2 separate regions of the Homo sapiens genome follow, and region 1 is linked to region 2. A link is an interaction called in ENCODE POLR2A ChIA-PET data of the cell type or tissue named here. Cell type or tissue: PC-9. All regions are shown on one strand. Each heading gives the region's core, and the rest is flanking DNA. Links, peaks and the distances in the headings are about the cores only.

Region 1 (2,928 bases), core at 167-2,666, 670 kb after region 2:
TTTTGAGCCAATGTTTGGTAAGTGGGAAAACTGAATTCAAAATTGTCTACCCTATGTTTATAACTATCTAAAAATGACTATCTAAAAATAGTTATGCATGTGTGGCCAGGCGCGGTGGCTCACTCTTGTAGTCCGAGCACTCTGGGAGGCTGAAGCAGGTGGATCACTTGAAGTCAGGAGTTCAAGACCAGCCTGGCCAACGTGGTGAAACCCCATCTCTACTAAAAATACAAAAAATTAGCTGGGCGTGGTGGCATGCACCTGTAATCCCAGCTACGTGGGAGGCTGAGGCAGAAGACTCACTTGAACCCGGGAGGCGGAGGTTGCAGTGAGCTGAGATCGAGCCACTACACTCCAGCCTGGGCAACAGAGTGAAATTTTGTCTCAAAAAAAAACCACAAAAAACCCACAATAAAAATAGTTATGCATGTAGACAATACTATAAAATAATATAAAAAGAAAATAATTTGTCTTAGTGATAGGATTGTGAATGACTTTTCTTTCTGAAAATTTCCTTTATTGTTACAGTTATGCAATAAATTAAAGTCAGTATTTTAGGCAGTCTCAACATGTTTGGATACTATGAGAGTGGACTCACAAAGGAGTCAACTGATCTTCAGACCTTTGAATTTTGCCAGTTGCCCCTCTAAGAAGCCATTCTTACAGTGTTTGTGAGCAGCGGGCTAAGATACGACAGAAAATGTTTTTTGGCTAATGAATAATTAATTCATTCAGCTATTATTTTGTGCCTATTCTATGGTAGGCACTCTACGAGACACATGAGGAACAAAGATATGTAAGACAAGGTCTCTGTATTTTGAGGAACTCTTATTGTAGTAGAAAAGACAAATGCAAGAACTAATAATAATTTTAAGTCAGGGTGAGTCTATTAATAGCCAGCAGTGATGCAAGAGACTGTGGTCAAAGAAGGGAAGCTAACTCTTTGTAGAGGCATCAAAAATGCTTCACAGAGGAGGTGACAGATTTGTTAAGGATATTCCAGGCCGTGGAGTAATAGGTTTTAATTTGGTGCTTTAATTTGGAAGAATATCTCAGGAGATGGTAATATGTATTTTAGGTCTTTTTTTAGGGCTTTACAATTTTTAAAAAATATATTTTGGCTTTTATTTTGAAATAACTTTAGACTTACAAAAATTGCACAAATTGTACACAGAGATTATATATGCCCTCCATCCAGCCTCCCGTAATGCTGATATCTTCTGTAAACATAGTGTAGTTATTTAAAACAGGAAATCAACAGAGTTGGTGCTATTAACTGATCTACAGACCTTATTTGAATTTTGCCAGTTGTCTCATAAATGTCTTTGTTTTAGTACAGCATCCAATCCAGGATCCCACATGGATTTACTTGTCATATCTCCTTAATAGCCTCTAATTTGTAACAGTTCCTTTGTCTGTCTTTGTCTCTCATGATCTTTTTGAAGAGTTCTGGCTAGTTGCTTTGTACCGTTTGCTTCAATTTTGGGTTCTCTGGTATTCCCCTGTGAATACATTGTGGTTATGCATTTTTGGCAACAATACTAAGGAAGTTATATTGTGCCTTTTCAGTGAATCATAACAGAAGGTATATGATCTCAATATATCTCATTACTGGTGAAGTTAGTGTTGGTCACTTGGTTAAGCAAGTGCCTTCTAGGTTTCTCCACCTGTACATTTATAATTTTTTTATAGAAATGAATATCTTGCAGGGAAATACTTTGAGAGTGTGCAATACCTTGTTTCTCATCATACTTTCACCCGTTAATGTTGGTATCCACTCATGGTTCTTGCCCACACCAGTTATTACTGTGGTGTTTGCCAAATAGTAGTTTTATATTTCCACATTTCCTTCTACATTTATTAACTTGATAAGGAAGAGCTATCCCTTCTCCCCTATTTACTTACTTATTCAATTATTTATGTCAGTATGGATGAAAGAATATTTTATTGTATGGGTTATAATTCCTTACTATCATTTTACTGGCTCAGATGTGGTCAATGGGAGCTTCTTCAAGTTGGAGTCTGTGTCCTTTGACATATTTAAGGATATATGGGGAGTAAGGATTATAGGGAACCTTGTTAGGTTCATGATTAGACCGTATGACCAACAAAAATACAGTAGCAATTCTGTATCTCAGTGACTGCTCAAGGTTTACTCTTCTCAGGTTTCTTCTAATGCTGCACCTTCTCTCCGTGTGTGTCTACAGACTCCTGATTTTGATTCTTTGCACACATCTCCAGGTTTCCATGCCACTCTTTGTCTCTTTCAGCGTGTTTGGCATTAAGCCCCTAGATACTAGGATATGTCTGGTGGAGTTGGTTGGTTATTGCCCAGTATAAGAGCATCATTATAGAACATTAGCCTCCACATTCTTGCCTATAGCTGGCTGCTTTTAGGTAAACACCCATACTTTATTTTAAACAGTTGCTGTGGTTTGAGTCATATGGCACTGCAACCTAAGTGCAATGAACTTGGCTCAGAAGGAGCTGTGGGTATTGCAGGCATCTAGAAATTCGATGACTGCGTGATTCCATGATTCTCAACAGGAGGCAGTTTTGCCCATGAGGAGACATTTGGAAATTTCTGGAGACATTGTTGGATGTTATGACTGGCGTAGGGTGGGGTATGCTACTGGCATTAATGGGTAGAGGCCAGGGATGCTGCCACATATTCTACAGTGCATAGGAAAGGCCTCCAAAACAAAGAATTGCCAGCGTTACTGGGCCCAAAACATCAGTAGTGCCAAGGTTGGGAAACCATGACTTAATTTGATGGATATAAAGAGGAAAGATATGGGAGTATTAAGGGAAAAGCAAGTGGTTTTGAAATGGCCAGGGTAAGGAGTGTAGATATGTGTGTGTAATAGAATGTGGGTGTTTGAAATCAAATAGGTAGGCAAGGACAAGATTATGTAGCGCATACAATGC
Region 2 (2,928 bases), core at 249-2,748:
TGAGAAACTTTCTCTGCTTTGGGATTACATTATAATTAGCACTATCTAAAAAAGGAGTGTCCTATTTGTCCACAAACAGATGTACACAGGCCCTGGAAATCTCTCTGATTGTCCTCTCTAGCTTCCTCAATACTTAGTGACAGCTACCTTTGTCACTATCATTAGAACAAAAGCAGGGTGACGTAAATGCACCCAAAAGTAGAAGAGATAAACTGAATAGTGTGCTTGCTCTCTTCTAATATGCATTTCCAGAAGAGACTCTAGCAAAGGGTCATTCATCTGGAATACTTGATTTTTTAAATGTATAATAAATTGAAATAATTCTAAAACCAAGACATGAAAAACATCAGTTTTAGGTTTTGTTTTTGTTTTTGTTTTGCTACTAGCCTAAGAAAAGAAAAAAAAAGACTTATCAGAGGTTGGTTAGCTGAAGGATAAAATGATACAGAAGTATGATCAAAATATAGAAAGTTATTTCTTGAAAAAGAGACTGGAACAAAGGGTACCATGATGCCAACGTTATGGTTTAAAGATGTGATTTACAAATAGATTTTAGAATTCTACTGTTTTCTGTAACTGTAACATTTTCTATAGCAATCACGCTCCCTTTTGGTAATAAAGAAAAATATATGTATTTTAAGAGGGAGAACAAAAAATTAGACATTCATTTTGACTTGTTACTTTCTTTTCCTTACATCATATACAAGTTATAATTGTTTAGGAGACATAAATTAAGCACTGCTATATGCACATCAGTAAAGGTGATGCGAGAGGGGTGATGCTTTGTTGAACTTTGTTCAACAAAGTTGAACATAAAAGAAGCAACATAAAATAGAGTAGGGAGGTAGATTTCAAACAAACAACCAACAAAAAAATTTAGCTTTGTAAGTACCACAGGTTAAGATTTATAAAACCCCTTCAGGAAAACAAATATGAAAGTGTTTGGAAACTGCTTAATTTTATACTTGAAAGTGCTTAATAACTAAGATACTGTGCTAATCATTTAAATTACATTAGCCACCTGAGAAATAATGTGATTTTATTAATATTAAAATAACACCAACAAAGAATGTAAAAGGAGCTTCCCTAAGCAGTAAACAGTGTACTATGCTTAGTACTTTTGAATACATGAACAAAATAAATTCAGGAAAAAAGAAATGATAAAAGCTCTTAAGATTTATTTTTTAAAAAGTACCCAGTAAGTAAATTTAGAGCCAAAGTTTAGTAAAAGACAATAAGAAATAAGTGAAAATAAAGCGAACATTTAAGCTCTAAAGTATAAGATTATTCTCTAATCCTCTTAGTGTTTTTTGACTTTTCTTAAATGCCAATCTTTTAAAATTAAATAACCCTGCTGTGTGGTAGGTTTTAATTTTTTAGCATCTAGTTTGCAAGACAGAAAACCAACTTAGGAGTTAATTTTCTTAGGGAAAAGATTAAAAAGGAGAAATCCTAACTATTTTACCCAATGTTCTTATAGACAAGTTAGTTTGTTGTCTTAAACGTTCTAAAAGCTAATTCAGAATTTAGTATTTTGGTAGCAAAATCTTTTCTCCATGTGGTGAGGAATAGAAAAATTTAGTAATTGATTAATAGGTTGCAAGCAGATATAATCTATAAAAACTATTTAGTTTCCATTATCCTCTGTAAAATACTAGGTTTCAGGATTATGCTTTACCACAGATTAAATAGTTTATCTTTTGGGTGCCCTAGGCAGCCATCCAGTCTAGTAAATGGCTAATGGAAGTCATAACAATAAAGCTAGATAGAGGGTTTCTGTTGTTATTTTACTTTCAGCACCACTAGGTTATAGTGCAGTGGGGGTGTGAATCCCTGCCTGAGGCTTTCAAAATATTCCCACATGTTTCATAGAGTGACTGTGACTGTGCTGACACAACAATGTTCCAAATACCTCAAGAAAACTTATTTGAAAAGGTTATGGTATGATCACATATTTGAGATAAATATAAAATAATTGTTCTCTTCTTTAAATGAGATAAAAACAAAACACATACAGGATGAAACCAAGGGTGCTCTGTGCTGAGGTTATTACATTGCCTCCCATTAATGTCAGATGTGTCTCTCAGCCATTCACTTCTGCCTTGCCAGTGCCTGGCACTTGGCAGGTAATCACTAAATGTTGGCTGTTGAATTAACTGAAAAGAGAACAGTGAAGAAGTAATTGCAAAAATGAAGCACACACCCCTTTTCCCCAACTTTCCCAATGTTTTTATTGTAGTAGAATACACATAACATAAAAGTTACCATATTAGCCATTTTTAAATGTACAGTTGAGTGGTATTAAATGCATTTTTAATGTTGTACAACCATCACCACCATCTATCTCCAGAATTCTTTACATCTTGTAAAACTGAAACTTTAGACTCATTAAACAATAAGTCCCCACTCTCTCCTCCCCCAGCCCCTGGCAACCAACATTCTACTTTCTATCTCTATGATTTTGACCGTTCTAAGTTCCTTATACAGAATCTGTCTGTGATTGGCTTATTTCACATAGCATAATGTCCTCAAGATTAATTTATGTCGTAGTATATTCCAGAATTTCCTTTCTTTTTAAGGCTGAATTATATCCCATTATATGTATATACCACATTTTGCTTATCCATTTACCCATCAATAGACATTTTAGCTACTGTGAATAATGTTGTTGCGAACGTGGGTTGAACAAATACCTTTTTAAGACCATGCTTTCAATTATTTTGAGTAAATACTCAGAAGTGGAATTGCTGGATCATATCATATAATTCTATTTTTATTTTTTGAGAAGTTGCCAGTTTTCCACAGAGGCTATATACCATTTACATTCCCACCAACGGTACACAAGGGTTCCAATTTCTCCACATCTTCACCAACACTCTTTGTCTCCTGTGTTTTTTGGATAGTAGCCATCCTAATGTGTATGAAGTG

What was found. Peaks named below come from ENCODE experiments on the same cell type or tissue, not always from the same donor. Only the 100,000 strongest peaks of a DNase experiment are listed, where the experiment ranks them.
Region 1: POLR2A ChIA-PET joins it to region 2 with 10 read pairs; 2 of 35 experiments call an interaction of 5 or more read pairs at or near these places.

The regions. Positions count from the first base shown.
Region 1 is chr4:150,125,505-150,128,432 of GRCh38, forward strand. The region is part of intron 2 of DCLK2 (doublecortin like kinase 2); the gene reads left to right. Among named protein-coding and RNA genes, the nearest start is that of DCLK2, 49 kb to the left of the region's middle. In PC-9, for the core only: no CTCF peak of the experiment used is centred there; a DNase peak (open chromatin) is centred at 1,577; H3K27ac peaks cover 453 bases.
Region 2 is chr4:149,457,202-149,460,129 of GRCh38, forward strand. The region is part of intron 12 of IQCM (IQ motif containing M); the gene reads right to left. Among named protein-coding and RNA genes, the nearest start is that of LINC02355, 300 kb to the left of the region's middle. In PC-9, for the core only: no CTCF peak of the experiment used is centred there; no DNase peak of the experiment used is centred there.